Regions from separate parts of the Homo sapiens genome. Here region 2 is linked to region 1. Evidence: chromatin loops called from intact Hi-C (ENCODE). Cell type or tissue: heart left ventricle. All regions are shown on one strand. Each heading gives the region's core, and the rest is flanking DNA. Links, peaks and the distances in the headings are about the cores only.

Region 1 (8,771 bases), core at 398-8,397:
GTGACTTTTTAATCTATTTTCTAAGCTTCCTTTAATATCACAAAGTTGGAGGTTTTTTAATTTAAAAATTATACAAAAAATAATTATAACAAAAACTAGAGTGCCCAATATTGGTTTGCTACCCAACATTCACTTCTGTCTTCCTCCTTCCTCACAAAAATCTAGTTTTCATACAGGAAACACATCTCACCTTCAGCTCCAGTGACAGATACTAATTATTCTAATAAATTCAGTGTATGGCCTCCCCTGGTGACTGTAGTCAATAGCATTGTTGGCAGACAGGGTCTCCCTTTTTGTGTCACATGTCATCAAGAAAGCAGGTAGCCTAATCATACTGGCAGCCATCTTCACAACCATAGAGAAACCACCACTGGATTGCTGAGGACAGCAAAAGGCAACCTGATAACATCATCCAGTCACTGACTTTACTGGGTCTGCAGCTGCACAACCTTTGAATTCCCACTATATGAGATAATATTTTCTCTTATTAAGTCACTCTGAGTCAGGCATTTTTATAATTTGCTGCTAAAAGCATCCTACTACAAACTATTTAAAAAGATCATCCATGAGAAGCAAACTTCCCTTTCCCTCCATTCACTCTGCAACAGAAAATGTAAAGCTCTTACTACCAAAAATAAAATCTTAGTACTGTTGGCATCATAGATCTTGTAGAGGTATTCACTACACACTGACATGGAACTGCTGGGTTCTAGAGCATAAGAATACCATAAATGGCCCTTCCTTAGGCAACATAATTCTATCCTAAAGGTGCTCCCTTTATAACTTCCATGTTGAACTAGGCCCACAAAGCATATACCCAGATCATTTCATCTTCATGGAATATAGCAGCAAGGCCAGGAAGCCATCCCTGTCTCCTAGAGTGGATCTGCCTCATCAGTACTGTCCCTATCCTTTGGTTATATCCTCTTTCTTGCATGTGCCACTTTCTAGCTGTGTCATGGTGCTTTAGGTATGCCTCTTCCTTATCAATAGATGGGGGGGATCATCCATAAAAAGAATAAACATTTCTTTATTTCTGTGTACCACTGAGACTTGTATGCCTTTGGTGTCCAACACATGTTGGTGACTGAATATGTAAATAAACAAATTAATGCTTTGTACCTATTAGAGAGGCATACTATTCTTCCTTGAAATGCCAAAGGAAAGCTAAGAAAACAGAGGATGGCAAAAACAAATAAAACTCAAAGATAAGTACTTCAGTAAATTATCCAGTCCTACCATAATTAGCTGCCACATTAGCAAACTTATTAACACATCAAAAAATCAGGAATTAAAAAAAATGCCTGCTACTATTGCTTTTATTCAAAACTGAACTTTTATCAGTTACTGTGTGGGAAATACCTCCTCTCCAATTGTGAGTTGCCAATTCAAGATAAGAAAAAGAAATAAAAGTCATACAGATTAGAATGGAAGAAATAAAACTCTCATTACTTACCAATGATGTGATTATCTACATAGAAGAGCCAAAGGAAATTACATCTCAAGTACTGAAATGAATAAGGGGATATGGCAAGATGGCTGGATATAGGATAATGTATAAAAATTAACTGTAATTCTACATGCTGGCAGCAAACAAAAAAGACAACTTCAAACATCTATTCTTCAGAAGATACCATTAATAACAGGAAAAGACAACTCACAAACTGGAGAGAAGATAATTTCCATATCAGTGACTGCTAAAAAGATTACTTTCTGGAATATGTATTTTTAACTCCAAAAAAATCAAATGACAAACAGCCCAATTAAAAATGGGTAAAAGCACCAATGTATGCTAAAATGAATGGGTGAAATTAAGCAGAAACAGAATATTACACAGACTCAAAAAATCTTTCCAAAAATACAGTATAATAATTACAAGGGAAAAAAGTAGTAAGTTAGGAATCATGGCAGATGCCTCCTTAACCAGGTGATCAAGGTGAACATCACCAGTATTACTTACTGACATTATGTGCCCCCGATAAGATGCACATCACCTCTGTGGTATCTTTCCCAATAATGTCTAATCTTGATCTAATCATGAGAGAACATTAGACAAACACAAACTGAGAAACGTTTTACAAAATCACTGGCCAGTACTCTTTAAAAGTGTAAAGTTCGTGAAGGACAAGTAAAGAGTAAGAAATGTCACAAATTGGAGAGACTACAGAGACACAGCTAACTGTATTACGGGATTCTGGACCCAGATTCTGCAACTGAAAGAGAATGTTAGTGGAAATAGTGATAAAATCTGAGTAAGACCTATACTTGGTATCATACCAAGATTAACTGCTTACTTCTGATAAGTATTCCATGGTCATGTAAGATGTAAACATAAGGAGAAGATAGGTTAAAAGATATACAGGAACTCTCTGTTCCATTTTTGCAATTTCTGTAATCAAAATTATCTAAATAAAAAATTAACTGTTAAAAAAATGGGTAAAAACATGAAAACACTGTCTAGAAGAGGAAACATGACCATGAGTATATGGAAAGATGTTCAACCTCATCAGTAATTAGGAAAAAAATAACAAAAATCACCCAACGATTATCACTATTTTTACCCACCTGGCTGGCAAAAATGAGTCTAACAAGTGTAAATAAGAATGTGGAGCAATGGAACTGCATACACACTGCTGGCAGGACTAAAAATGGGTACAATCACTTTGGGAATGGTTTGGCTAGAAAGTTGTAAAGTTAAACATGTACCTATGTATGATTCAGTAATTTCCTTTTTAAGTAGAGTCTAGAAAAACTTTAGTTAATGAGCACTGGAACGTTTTCAGGAGCAAAATCCTCTGTTCAACCCAAATGTACATTGCTAAATTATGGTATATTTCAGAAAATGGAAATATTATCGACTAAAATGAGTGAAATATGTGAGTATATTTTAGAAACATGTTAAATGAAAAAAGGCAAATGATAGAAGAATATATATAACACGGTATTTTGTAAAGGTTCAAAAACAAGCAAAACAAAATAACATTTAGGGTTATAAATATGGGTAAATTTTTTTTTAAATACATTTTCATTAGTATATTTGAGATGGTGGTTACCTCTGGGGAAAAAATTATGGTTTAGGATACAGGAGAACAGACAGGGAACTTGAACAGTATTGGTGATGTTATACTTCTTAATCTGGTTCATGAGTTCATGGGTTGGTTTTAGTATTAGGTTTCAAAAATTATAGAAGTGTTACATATATTCTTTTTCCTGTGAAATATGCTTTGTAATTAAAGTTGATAAATATTTTTAAAACAATATTTTAGTCAAATGTATACCAAAACCTTAATAGTGATCGTTTCCGGGGGTGAAACTCTGGGAAATTTTCATTTTCAATAGTACACATTTGAATAAATTTAACAGTAAATATTCAATATGTATGTATTTGGAAAAAATAAAATTTAGAAATGTTTGTTAATTTGATATTTCAATAATAGTTGTAAGAGAGAAAGTTTTCCTCCATAGAGTTATTTATAATGATCACCACTTCAATTTTTCTTCACTAGAGCTCCTCCATGAATACTGCTGCCATTCACAAAGAATGACATTCCAACTGAGTCCTACTGTAAAATTAATCTGAATGGCACTGCAACAATATTCCCAACTTCCTACATATGATAGGTGGGGGCCTTGGGAAACATATAAACATTCTATATAAATAAGCATCAGATCTACTATCCTGGGTGATATGCCTATTAAAAACGTACTGAGGAAAGGGACCAGCTACAGACAGAAAAAAATATAACAAGAAAGTCCTTCAAATTGGCCTCTTTGCCTTAAAGAAAACAGGAACATTAAATAGTCAAGATTAGTGTTCTCAGCCATTCATCATCTTTCCTCTACTAAATATTCTTATAAACTCCTAGTCTTACAACTAGACGATATTTAGAAGACAGTCATGCACTCTTGCAGTGATTACCACTATCGTATTACTACTCTTAAATACATGCTCTCATACATGTTGGTCCAATGTTGGAAACTCCATGCAAACAGATATAATGGCATCACAGCCCTGAGAATGTACAAGTGGGGAACAATCAAACATCAACTATACCGAGGGCCCAAACTTCCAACAATACAAAGTAAAAACGAAGTGTGGCAAATACACTTGTCTTTGGCTGTATATTTTATGTATTATTTTCTATAATCAGGAGAGGGAACGAGTTATTTTCGCTTCTTATGGCTCAGTACTATGACACAGCAGAAAGTAGCACTTAAGGAATAGGGACTTCAGGAACGGTGTTTTTATCAGTGAAAATAGATAAAAGCATGGAGAAAAGAAGTAAGAGTCAACAATACTGAGTTATTTAAGAAAAGGTCTTGAAATTTAAGAGTGAATTGGTGTTGATATGAAGAAAGCAAAGAGGAAGCTGAAAGGATTTAATGAGTATAAGAGGAGGTTGATGGTTATCTAAGGTCCTCTAACATCATAATATTTTCAAGAAGGTGCACTAGAAATTGCAGTTGAAGATGGCGACTTTGGAAGAAGTGCCAAAACTGCATGCAGTGCTCATCAAGGAAAGGAACAATTTGGTAACCTAAGCCTGGATCAGGATCATTCTCCTCCATTCCTTTAACTTTTGCTCTGCCTTGACCAGGATTTTCTCAGTGTTGAAGACACAGCTTTTTCCAAAGCTGATCCTTACAGGCCACCAGGTGGAGCCCAACAGTCACAAAAAAAGAGCCCCCTCCTCAGCCTGATTTGCTTTTTGCCTCCTAGCCGGCCAGGTCCATACCCCTTGAAAAGAACATACAAACTCTATAGATCTGGTAATGCGAGTCCATAGCATTATATAACTTGGTTTCTCCCTCAGAGCTATCTTTAAAGAACATGCTCTCAAAAAGGTGAAATATTCCTTTTGCAAAGGGAAAGATTGGATACAGTTATTTTTCAGTTTGCTAATCTTGGAGCCTATGCTTCAATGAAACAAACTAATTTCTTCTGTTTGTTTTTTCTATCAATCTAGTCATGGTTTAATTTTCCTACTAATTACAATTCAATGTATTTAATGTAATTTAATGACCACCTCTTCAATTCCTATCTACCCTGTAAGAAACTGAGTATCTATCAAAACTGAATGGAATGTAAAAGTATTTGCTTCCATGGGTCAATAAATATTGCTGACTGGCTAACAACCACCACAAGGTGAAAAGCTAGGAGACAAAGGTGATACCAGAACAGACCTCCACCCCCTACTTCCCATCTCTACCACAGTCCTCTAAGGTCAGAATTTCCCTTCCTCTGCTTTCACCTCACTCCGTCATCTGCTCCAATGGAACCTGCTGTCCTTCACACTCATTAAAGCCAGCAGCACTGTGACCCATTCTCTGTTTCTCATTTCCACAGCCTCCCATTAAGCCTAGGCAATCCCATGTTCAACCAAGAACTTCTCAGCCTGTAATGACCTATTCATTTTTCCTCCTCCTCCTCCACCCCTCAAAACCACCAGACTTTGCTTGATAAAATAATATAAATGTGTCAATTTGCTCTAGGTCGATTCATGTCACATATCTTCAGCTAGCCTTCAGTGTTGCCAAGAAACACTATTAAGTTCCTCACGGTAGCTGCTGTAAAACGTTTCCATTTTATTCAAGACTTACCCTTAAATAGTCAAGAAGAAACCATGACAAATCTGGGAGAAAGTGACCATGCTATCTCTACGCTCAAGACATCCCGGAAAGAGAAGCTGGAACTGTAAACTCTAGACTGAGGATACCAGATTTCCCAAAGGGCTGAGAAAATATAGGCATGAATTCCACTGCAAGAGTTTCTAAAGGGAAAGATGATTTAAGAGGTTGGGAAGCTCTTAAAACTGTAAATCTGATTATGTAATTGCAGATCATTCCAGCGAAGAAACCAATGTGGCTTTTTAATTATCCTGGACTAGAGTGTAGTACTAAATATTAAAGGTACTAAATATGTTGTAATGTATAACAAAAAACAGTGATCCCTAAAAGCTAGCAAGGGTTCACTTGGGTTTTGATAGCATTACAGAACAAGATTCATAAAAATGTGGGCGATGTGATGTATAGAGAGGTGAACAAGGTTCAACTGAGATCTCTCATGACAATTCTAAGAACAAGATAGAAAATAACTTTATAACAACTGGAAGTCTCCAATGTTGTAATACTCTTTGAGCTGCCCCTAAATGGTGGCCCCAAGGCAGCACTAGGGTGTCAGAGAAGCAATGCTTACAGCAAAGGGGAGGCCAAGCTCCATGTCCTACCTAAGGATCCTTCCAAAGCTACTAACATCATATATTCTATTAATGTGTGCATTCTATTCAATCCTTCTGTTAAATATCTGTGCCTTCTCAATTTGGCGTTCTCCACCTGAGTTTTTATACTTGTTGTATGCCATTGTCAAGCATGGACTTTGAAGTCATAGAACCTTAGTTCTCATCATTTTCTGTTCCAAATTACTCCTTGTGTGTTTTCTAGCTTGATTCATGGTGCAACATCTTCCTAGTCAACCTGGCTCAAGACATTGGGGTCATCAATCCATTTCCATCTACTCATCTGACCAGCTAGCAAATGTTCACCAAGTGTCCTTGTCCTAAAGGAGTTCATGGCCAAGTAAAACAAACAAGCAATTGCAAACCAAACAGATGAGAAATATAATAATAGTACTAATAGAAGCTATGGGAGCACCAGAAGGGAGGCCTGTGAGTCAAGGAACATTTTTTTTTGAGTGGACAAATGAGTTTAAAAGTTGAGTATTTCACCAAGCAAACACTAGAGGAAGGAGAAAGCCACTGTTAGGAAAGGAAGTGTAATGTGCAAAAGTTTGGAACTATGAACATACACACTCAGCTTGGGAAATGGCAAGTTTGATTTTCGATAGTGAAGACCACAGAAGGAACTGAGATGGCTCCCAGTAAATTGTGGTTAAATGCCATCAGCATCCACCCACTCCCCCTAGTCAGAGCCCTGAAAGTTCATCCAAGATTCCATCCTTCTCCCTCATGCCCTATTTCTAATTAGTCATCGCATCTGGGAGAATTTACCTTCTTAATCTCCCCTGAATCTTTTCATTTCTTTTGTTTCCTCCATTGCAACCCTTTATTTCAGGTTCTCCCACCTCATCTGTCTTACTGCAATTGTGTATTATGACCTCCTGCTACTAGGCATGTCCCTTCTCATCTATTCTTTACTCTCAGTCAGAGTGATCTTTTAGCAAAGAGGCCTCTGTCCTATAAGAAATGATCCTGGATTTCCCCCTTTACCTACCTCCTCTAAATTCCCCCAAATTATTCTATTCTATGGAAGAACTTAGAACATTCTGTTTTGTACTGTAGGTAGAACTCAAAGAGATAAGCCATTCAAGCCATCTGTTTTATCCACGCTCTTTCCCAGGAGTCCCACAGCGCTGCAAATTGGGTGTGAGTCATGGATGGGACTCTGGACCCCCACCTCTGCTTGAAACTACTGACGAGGGAAAACACCTGCCTCAAGCTAGACCAGTAAGATTTTCCACCATAGAAATTCTGTATTATGATCTAGACTTTAGTATGTAACTGCCATAGGACTGGCAGTGCCATTTTGGGGCCACGTGTGCTGTTGTGCAGGTAGAAGACTACTGTGCAGAGAGAAGCAGAATAACACAGCTCATGTGCAAAAAGGGGTAAAGAAAAGATACTGTGTGGTGGCTGGGCTAGTCACAGGGGTGAAAGAGAAGCTGTGGTTCCTTTGTTGCCTTGTTAGTTCTGATTTTCTCATGAGACTTCCTCCATTTCCTGCTCTGGTTTTTAAAAGAATCACCAGCTTCTTATATTAATCTCTACTTTTATTTAAATTAGTTCAAGTGGGATTACACTTCTTAGAATCAAATTATCGCTATGATATATACATGCAAAAATCCTTTTGCATTAGACTATAAGTTCCTTAAGTAACGAATCCATAACTTGTTTACCATTGTATTTCTCAGATAATATAGCATAGTGCTTTACACATAGTTGGATCAAAACCAGCCTGGTGAACTAAATGTAACTACAGAAGAGGAAAATGACTTTGAACTTGAATAATTAGAAGCAATTACATAGGCAAAGGAAGTCCGATACTTTTAAGGAGAGAGGTATAGGAGTTGGGAACAAATTGAGAAGGAAGCCACCTTAGCTAAACTTGATTTTTAGGGATAGTTTATGTGGAAGCTAACCATAACACTTTCGCACCCACAGCAGGTATTACCGTCACACTCCTGGTCAAAGCCTGGCAAAGATAAGGGAGGAAACCTAGGCAGTCATAGCACAGCATGTTCTGATTAAGAAAAAGTGACCTCAGTTCTTAAAGATCAGTAACGGATAACCAGAACAAAATGGCAAGGCGACCACCAACATACTCAACAGCTGCAGCCCTCACCCCTCATACAACAGACGTCATTTGAGAAATTCATCAGGAAAACCTACCATGTTTTATTTCTTAAAATAAATTTTCTCTTCTTCACAAAGATTTTAAAAGGCATATTTCCATAAATGACAATTTTTATATCCTTATATTAAGAAGGTAGAGAAAAAGCATGATGTTTCCATCTAAATATGATTATCTTCATTTTTTATTTTGAAAATTACATGATTAATATGTGACTTTTTAAATATTATTTCTTTAAATCCAGCAAATGTGCTTGAGGCTTCAAAGACCTGACTCCCTTTTTGTTGTATTTTACCTTCAAGAAAAGGGTTCCTGATGAAGTAATGGCTCAGCTATAAAAAAAATAAAAATTAAAAAATACCTATAAGGCCATGAAAGTAATAAGAGAAACTCATACTATGAAG
Region 2 (8,771 bases), core at 551-8,550, 180 kb before region 1:
ACCTCATCTCATGTGTTCCGCCAAGTCCCTGTCTTGCCCAGCACCCCCATGGTCTCCCTGCACCAGTTGGTCTACACCGCCTTCTCCTCTGACTGGTTAGCTCCTGTGCTGGCTCTCCCAGAGGGGGACCCTGGAGAGCAGGGAAGCACCCATCTATTAAATAATTCACTGCAGCAGCCCCAGAGCTCAGCAGCCCACCCAATCCAGAGAAGGCACCGAGGAAAGATCTCTGCTGAATGACAGGATGCCTGGAACACTCGGGCAGCCCAGGCTGTAAGAGGGCACCATGCTCGCCCAGGGCATGGGAACCCTGGGGCCCCAGCTCAGCCCCTGCTCTGAGGGCTCCCTGAGGCATGTGGCAGTGGTGAGTGGACCAAGGACCCCACAGTCCCAGGAGTGCTGGGCTCCCTTCTCCTCTGGGGACGGTGCCTTGTTGGAGGGAAGCCTCCCAACAGGGTCTCTGAGGGTAGACAGGACAGTCTGAGGCAGCAGGAGGGAAGCCCTCACCAGAGGACAGGGCAGGAGTGGGGATGGGGTGAGACCCCAGAGTCACCCTTTCAGGGGCTGCTGCTCTGGCTTTGCAGCACTTGGGTGTCTGTCATTAGACTCAACAGTCACTGTGAATGGATGTGGCTCCCCACAGAAGGACTGAGCAGGCCAAGGTCCCAGACTGAAGGAGCGGGGACCGATAGGCGATGTGGGACATGAACCAGGCAAAGGCTGGGGGGCTGGTATCACACAGCACTGAGGTCAGCACCACTGACCCTACCACCAAATCTGGGGCAGGAGGCCACGCACTTCTTTTTCCCGCCTTTGGTGGGACAAGAAGATCACACATGTGCACAAGAGCTGGAGCCTGTTGTGATGGGCCAGCCTTGGGCATGTCCTCATGCCTTGGTGACCAGGACCCTCTTCATGGGGAAAGCCGCCCCCTCAGGGAGACATGGGGCTATCGGGGCCTTGACCAGCCTGGGGGGACTCTGCCTTCCCTGCCTTTCCCCAGCCTTCATGCCCAGCCCTGAGCTTTCCCCTTGAGTGAGAGAGATCAGGGAGGAAGCTCCCGCAGGCCTGGCTGCAGCCAGAACCCTGCCATCAACTTCCCTTCCTGGAGGTGTGAGTAGTGCTGCGGGTGAGCCTCGTCATCTGGCCATGCTCGTGGAAAGAAAGCCAGCCACCGAGAGAGAGAGCCCTGGCATATAGAGCCCCTCCTCCACCCAGGGTGGGCCTGCCAGGGCAGACGTGTGGCTGTGCTCTGCCAGGATGTCCTGAGAGCATATCTGCCTCCCCAGGGAGCCTGAGATGCAGAGGAAGAAGGGCTGGGAAATGCCCCAGGAGGGCAGGCACCACCTGGAGAGGAGGGAAGCCAGCCCAGCACCCCTAGCGCCTCCCCTGGGGACTAGTGGGGACTTTTTTGGGCTGGCTCATGGCACACAGTAAGGCAGGTGACAGCTGGGATGTGTGACCACAAGGATCAAGCTTCAGCCTGCCCTTCTACCACACAGGACACCCAGCAGGTAAAAGGAGGAGCATCCATGTTGCCCTCTGGGTGGCAGTAACGGCCTGTGATGTGCCACCCCACCTCCCAGCCCTAATCTGTGCTTGTGCCCACCACTTCCTGCCAAAAACCCTGTGTTCAAGCCCTTAACCCACTACAAGTCTCCCAAGCCCAGGTTTGACTCTCAGCTCCACAACTTTCTTGCCGTGGGATTCTGAACAAATCACAGAGCCCTCCCCATCCTCTGTCTCAAATGCAGGACAGGGGTCACAATGGCACCTGCTCAGGGCTGTCATGGACGCAGAGAAAACAGGTTCTGCACTGGCAGGCCCTCTGCCTGATGCATTGAAAGCCCTCAGGACGCAGGCACTGTTCTCCTGTTGCCCCACCTGCCCCCCACATGGCCAGCTGGGGGTCTCCTCAATATGCCCTGTGATTTTCATCCCTGCCATCAATCTGTGTTCCTCAATTCTTTTGAAGCCTCCCTGAAAAGCAGGCTGCAGTCCCCCACATGAACACTGACTGTTCTAGGCTCACCTGTATCACTGTCTGGTGCCATTAGACTGTTCTTATTCGGATTTCATAATAAGATATTGTGAACCCAAGAGGAATCAAAATTCCTGCTTGAAAAATAATCTGATACTGGTCAGGCCATCAGCACGGAAATACTTCAGATGCACACAATCATGCGTACTTTTGCCCTCTCACTCCATAAAAACTACTATGTGCCAGGCACGGTTCTGGACTTTTCTCCCCATGCAGTCGGACAATCCTCCTGGGCAGGAGCATCCAGGCAATTCTGTGGTGCCTGCTTTCCCCTCCAGCCCAGCTGCAGGCTTGCCGGAAGAGGGACAAGTGTAGCCTTAGGCCCGACCCTGGGCTGCATTTTGCAGTGTGGCCAGCAGGAGGCAGCATGACCCCATAGCGGGCAGCACTGAGGCTGCAGGCTAAGGAGGCCACCAGGCGGGCAGGGTGAAAGAGCAGGGCTGTGTGAGGTGGCCCCTGGTTACTCCTCTGTGCCCATGCCCCACCCTCTATGGGTTTAGGAATTGAATATCTGGGGGCCTCTCAGGGCTGAGCCAGGCTCCTGCTCTCAGTTCCTGCAGGCGCTCTCCACATCCCTTCTCATGGTTTTCAGTAAACACGAGGACAAGGACAGGAGGGAGGGGACAGGGAGAGGGTGGGGCCGCTGTGGAAGCCCCTGCCAAGACCACAGACCTCAGGCAAGCTGCTTCCCTGGCAACTCCGCTACCTGCTCTCCCTGGACCCCCAGCACAGTCCCAGGAGTCACCTCTGCCCTCGACAGTGAACAAGTGCACTCTTGGTGACCTTGAACGTGAAGCCTGGTGAGGCTATGGAGGAGAGGCCCACCTTGCCAGGGCCCTTGGTGTGGCTGAGTCTCTGCTTCCCTTGCCGTCTCAGCCTCTCCCTCCCTCCTGGGGCTGGGAGTCAGGACAGCACCTGTGGAGCTCTGGCCCAACTAGTTAGGCCACATTAAGCAGGGACCCAGACAAAGGTCAAGGGCACTGAGGAGGGAGCTAGCACCACAGAAAGTCCACTTCCCAGGTGCAGCCTTGGCCATGATGTTTGAGGACAGCTGCAGGGGCTGTTTGGTGCCCTCATGTCCTTCTGATGCTGCAAGTAGCAGATGGGGGCAGAGTGAACAGGTAGGCTATGAGTAGGAGTGAATGAAGGTGGGGCTGACCCCTGGCTCTGGCGGTGGCACCCTGGGGTGGCTGGAAGGTGGGTCCCCAGTGGAGTTTGGGGACAGAAAGGTGCAGGCCAAGCCCAGCTGCCAGCAGCCAGAGTTGCACCGAGTTCAGTATTCGCCATTGCAAATGGGACCTGGCACCACGGGTCAGAGAACTGAGCTGGACGGTGCAGGGTGGGTGGGGTAGGGAAGGTGGGAGTCAGGGCTCTCATCTGCGGCCAGCACAGGCTCCACAGTCCCCCACCCTGTCAATTCCCTGGTGGGCCAGCAGGTGGCGCCCAGCCTCTTTCTCCCCAAGGTCCTGGGATGGGGAGGCTCCAGCTTAGAGCCTAGGCGCTCCTATGGGAACCCAGGGCCAGAGATGACCCGGTCAGCAGGGCCCTCTCCCCTGACCTCCTCCCTCCCTCTCCTGGGGAGCTGTGCTAGGTGCACAGCCTAGGCAGCCAAACCTCCGAAACGCCCCCAAGCTATCCTGGGTGGTCAGGTTGAGCCGCTCCACACTCTGGGCCACGGGAGCCCCGAAGGGCGCAGAGTGGGCACTGGGGCTGCTGGACGGGAGGGCGCCCTGCCCCCTGCCCTGGCCTCATACCTTCCTCCTCTGATGTGGGCACTGGCCCTAGTGTCACCCCACTCCTCCCAGCACCAGGGGCACAGGCGTGAGATCACTGGGCCCTGCGGGGGATGGGGCGCTGGAGCTCAGGGACTGCCTGACAACTGCTTTCCGAGGGGCTGGGAATGGCTGCCAGCCAGCATCACCTTCCAGAACAGCAAGCTAAGGCCTCGGAGACGGGGGCCTTGGATCCAGGCCTGGCATCAGCCAAGCGTCTGGAACCTGCACCACCAGGGCCCCACCACTCTGGAGGTCTGGGGTGGGGCTGTGCTGTGACAGTGGCTGCAGGGCCAGGACCCCAGCTCCTCGGCACTCACTCCCAGCACCTCTCCTCCCTGGTTCTGGGCCTCCCTGGGGCAGGAGGGGGTGGGGAGGGGGAGGCTCAGGTATGAGGCTCAGCGAGCCCCTCACAAACTGTGGCAGACAGCAGAGAAAGGCCACCAGCCCCCCGCACACGGTACACACTCCCCACAGCAAGGGTGACACTGGTAGAGACAGAGGTTCCCACAGTGCACAAACGTTCCTCTAAAGAAAAAGCAACAACATCAATATATGAAACGCAGGGCTCTTCATGCGTTTACGACAGGGCGTCCTTCACCCTGAAGGTGCCGGCGAGCATCAAGACTGCAGAGCCAGCCACTGGGTGCCGCATTCCTGCTGGCTCAGGTGGGACCTGTTTCTGTCGCATCTTAAAGGACGATGCTGGGAAAGGCTGCTCTCACCCTGGCAGGGCTCAGAGGTGATGAGATGAGAAAGGGGTAAAGCGATCTGCTCTTCAGAGGAAGCCTGCCTTCCCTGACCATCGAGGAACTGGATCTGAGTATTTCTCTGCTCAGCTGAAAGGCTGGGGCTGGGTTTTGATAGTCAGGGATCCAGGGCATCTGTGGCCAGGAAGGTCCTGTCTGGCAGGTGGTAGGGGTTGGGGGGTGTCCCTCCCCTCTCCTGGCCCTGCCATGGAGACAAGGGGCTTCTCCTCAGTGGCTTGCATGGAATGCCAGCCCTACCACTCACTTGCTTCTTAAGCTCATGTAATCTCAATTTGTTTCCCTGTAAAACAGGGAAGCAATGTTCAAGTTCCTGGCCTCGAATAAATAAGACATTATTATTACACATCTTATGATGTGACTGGCCTGGGTGCCCCAACTCTAGGACTTGGGCAAAAAACACAGTAAAAGCAACATTTCTAGAAGTTTCTTCTGCCTCCCCTACCCTCACCACAAAGCCACCCTCTGGCAAGGAGGCCAGAGGTGTCCCATTTCAGATCCATGCACCTGATAAAGTGCTGACAAACTCACCTCACCCCTTCCTCACACAGGACACTCAGAGAGTGGCCTTGGAAATGAGCGGGAGCCGGGGCAGAGGGGCAGGACCAGTGCCCAAAGCTGAAAATTAGTCCATTTTCAAAGGCCAAAGGCAAATGTGGGACAGAAACAGCCTCTTCTGCCCTCAGCCACCAGGGCCCTTGTCACGCTCTGTGGGAGGCTCCTGCTAATGGAATGAGGCCACTCACAGAGCTTGTTCAATTAGCTCTTGCTGAAAACTGCTAACGTGGCTTTGATAAGAATTGCTCCCAGCCAATTTCAGCCTCATTTCTTCTGCAGACCAAATTTTCCACACTTGGGCACACGCTGCCTGTAAGCTCCAGAGCCCTGGGCTCTGCCGAGGCCATGAAGGCAGCTGCTGGGCCTGTCTCAGAAGCTGTGTACCCAACCATGGCCTCTTCTCCATGGCTGGGCAACCCATGGGGTGCAGGTGATGGCCACCTTTACGTAGAACCTGCTGTGTTCTTAGCAGCTGGAAATTGAGTGTAGTGTGGTGGAAACCGCAGAGCCCTGGGAGGCAGGGGTCTACGGAGCACTGAATTGCAGGCTGCTGGGGAGGGAAAGTGGAAGAGATCTTGGTGGCAGCTCTGTTCCAGGCCAGGCCGGGTGGGGCTGGGTGCCTGGGAGCTGGAAAGTGGAGGCCTGGAGAAAGGGAGCCGCAGGCAGAGCACCTTGCCTGGGTCGGGGAGGGGGATGGGGAGAAAGTGCAGCTGCTTGACTGATGGACCCCCACCCACAGCTGGCCATGCACCCTGCTGCCAGTCTCCAGCAGAGGGTGCCGTGGCCTCTGGGTGGCCCACCAGTCACAGCTCGGGCCTCTCGCTGACCCCTCTCCTCCTGCGCGCACTGCAACCTCCTGAATGCATTGGACGTTCCCATGAAACCACAGAGAAATGAATGGGGCCCAGTTCACAGGCATGGAAAAGCCCAGAGGAGAAGGCCTCTGGAGCCAAACATCATATGCCTGCAGGGGAGGCCAGAGCCAGGTTTCCTAGGCTGGGAGGCTCAGTCCATGGCAGGGCCTTTCTATAGGTGAGTGGGCGGGCCCCTGCTGTAGCCAGACACATTCTGCACCTGTTTTTCTAGCTCCAAAGGAAGGAAGTCCCCAGAGGCTAGATGGCCACATTTGGGCCCTCAGGCCTTGCCAAAGGGAGCCCCAGTGGCCGTAATGGGGAGCGAAAGGAGACTTGCTGGGAGCTGGGGCCGGGCTGACAGTGCAGAAGGCCCTTGTCAGCATAAAGCCAGCCCAGAAGCCTCATTCGCTCCCCAAGTTCGGGCTCTGCTCCCAGAGGTAGGGGCGGCCTGCAGGCTGGCAGCGGCCCTGCCCCCAAGCAGAACCAGGTGCCAGTCTGTGCTGTGTGGTCTTGCAGAGCGTGGTCATTAGGGCTTGCTGGCTGCTTTATGGTGTTGACACATAAGCCTCTCTCCAGTGCCAGCCCCTGCCCAACCGGAACTGGAAACAAGGTCCTGAGGAGGGGTGGCACGGGCACACAGAAGCCTGGCCACCTGGGGGAGTCCCCACAGTGCCCCCAACAGCTTTGCTTGCTGCCCTGCTTGCTCCTGGCCAGGGGTCCCTTTCAAGCCCCAGCAGGGGAAGCTGGCTTCGTAGACTTGGAGCAAGAACAGAACTGGGCCATCACAGACTTAAGGAGGCCAGCTGGGCCATCGCAGACTTAAGAAGGCATCGACTTCGGTTTTAAAATTAGGCTCTGGGTAATCGGATGTTCAAGGAAGAAGGGTGTTCTGGAATGCACAGGTCTTTCTTTCTCTCCGTCTCTCTCCTGCACATACACACGCTCTTACACCCACACGTTACCAAGGCAGCCACAAAAACGAGAGAGAAGCCTGGGCTTCCTGGGACCTTGAGCAGCTTTGCTGCTGCAAGTTTGAACGTGTGCTCACATCTGAAAACTGCTCCTGCCCAAACGGCTGCCAGGTCAGATCCCCTTCAGCAGGGCCACCACCCCAGCCACACAGCCACTAAAGTCTGCAGGGAAACAAGCGTAGAGTGGTCTCTGCACTTCCTCATCCACTCCTCACTGGTCCCCCACACCCAGTGCATGGGGAGGGGACTGTGGTCCTAAGGTGACAGAGGGAGATGGTGTCTCTGGGAGGCCACAGAAGTGACCACAGAGGTCCCATGCCACAGTGTGGCAGGGCTGGATGTGGAGACTGCCAGGCACTTTGCCACTCTCGGTCCATCTGAGTCTCAGAAGTCAGAGTTCTCATGCCTGGCAGGAGCACAGGGAGCTCAGTGAGCTCGAAGGGCTTGCCCAAGCTCCCAGACCCAGGGTCCCTGACACCCCATCCATGCTTTGTCCTCAGGTGACCCTGCATCATTTGCTCTGAACCCTCTGAGGAGGAGGCAGCAGCCAAAGGCTGTGCTGACAGTGGGAACTCAATACAGAGCCCACCCTGAGAGCACATTGCTGCCCAGGGGTCAGGCACCCCCGTAGTCAGCTACGTCACTACCATCATCCTGCCCCTGACTGCTAAGGGCGCCTCCTCCCCTCTGCCAGACCACAGCAGCTGCAGAGCCCAGGGTCACCCATCTGAACCTGGCTTTCCACCTGCCCGGCCAAGCCCCAGGGACAGAGCCTTTCCCCTGGCCTGCTCCCTGCCCCTAGGCCCTGAGGCTGGTCACAGGCACAGGCGCACACACATGGCCCCCTGCAGCCACCGCCTGGCTGGGCTGGGACACTGTTGCCACCTTGGAAGCCTTGTTTCCAGGCCCCCCTGGAAACAAAGGGGGGGCCTCTTGTTTGCCTCTGTCCCGCTGCAGTTGGATGAGGGCAGAAGCAGCACTCAGGCCCGCGCCACGGCCTCCCTGATAAGGCTGCCCCCTCCTGGTTGCCTCAGGCTCAGGCCCTTTCCTGTCTGAGTCGCCCAGGGCTGAGCAGGGTTGCTTTTCCTGCTCTTGGTTTCGCGTCACTGCCGAAGGCGCCCTGTGCAGCCTCTCCTTTGCTGACGCTCCTCCCACCCCCCACAGAGACGCACTGGGCCTCCGGGTCAGGAGGGCAGGGCAGAGTGGGCCACGGGCCACGGCAGCAGTGGGATGCGGAAGGCCCCTGCCCCTCAGATGCCTTGGCCCACATGACATCATGGCCCCTGGGTGACAGCTGGGCCTCAGGTGAGCCTCTTTCTAGACTGTTCCAAGAGGGAGTTTTTGTGCTGAGCTCGGAGCTGGGCAATGCATCCAGGCATCCCCCATGTTTTCCCTGGTGAGCTCCATACAGTCAGAGAAAGCTCAGGAGGTCTCCAGGTCAGTCCCTCGCCCAGGTCTGAGTGTGGCATGAGGTCCTTAGCTGCTAGTGCTCTGGGGGTCCTTGGTTGTCACACTCCCTGGCCCCCCGCAGGCTTTTGCTGGCCTGTTCCTTGCCTCAGCCCTGCTCACTTACTGGCCACAAGGAGATCAGTGCCTCTGTTCCCAAGGGACTCTTTGGGGCCTCCTCATGGGTGACAGGCACCCAGACTCTTAGGCCACCCTGGATTTCCACTCTGCCCCCTCTGCTCCCCGCACCCAAGCCCACCTTCTCCACTCAGCAACTCGTGGGGCTGTACAGGTTCAGTTCACACATCTCCCTCCCTGGCTCCATGGTCCTGTGGGCTGATTCTAAACCACATCTCAACAGT

Evidence for each region. Peaks named below come from ENCODE experiments on the same cell type or tissue, not always from the same donor. Only the 100,000 strongest peaks of a DNase experiment are listed, where the experiment ranks them.
Region 2: it touches region 1 in a loop (4-fold over the local background); 39 of 110 quality-filtered maps call a loop at or near these places.

Annotation. Positions count from the first base shown.
Region 1 is chr2:232,138,136-232,146,906 of GRCh38, reverse strand. All of the region lies in intron 8 of DIS3L2 (DIS3 like 3'-5' exoribonuclease 2), which reads right to left. Among named protein-coding and RNA genes, the nearest start is that of MIR562, 30 kb to the left of the region's middle. In heart left ventricle, for the core only: CTCF peaks have their summits at 4,454 and 4,653 (motif pointing right); no DNase peak of the experiment used is centred there.
Region 2 is chr2:232,320,910-232,329,680 of GRCh38, reverse strand. All of the region lies in intron 14 of DIS3L2 (DIS3 like 3'-5' exoribonuclease 2), which reads right to left. Among named protein-coding and RNA genes, the nearest start is that of ALPP, 53 kb to the left of the region's middle. RefSeq lists enhancers at 1-106, 1,201-1,250, 1,321-1,590. In heart left ventricle, for the core only: CTCF peaks have their summits at 2,380 (motif pointing right), 3,299 and 3,512 (motif pointing right); DNase peaks (open chromatin) are centred at 2,390, 3,500 and 3,880.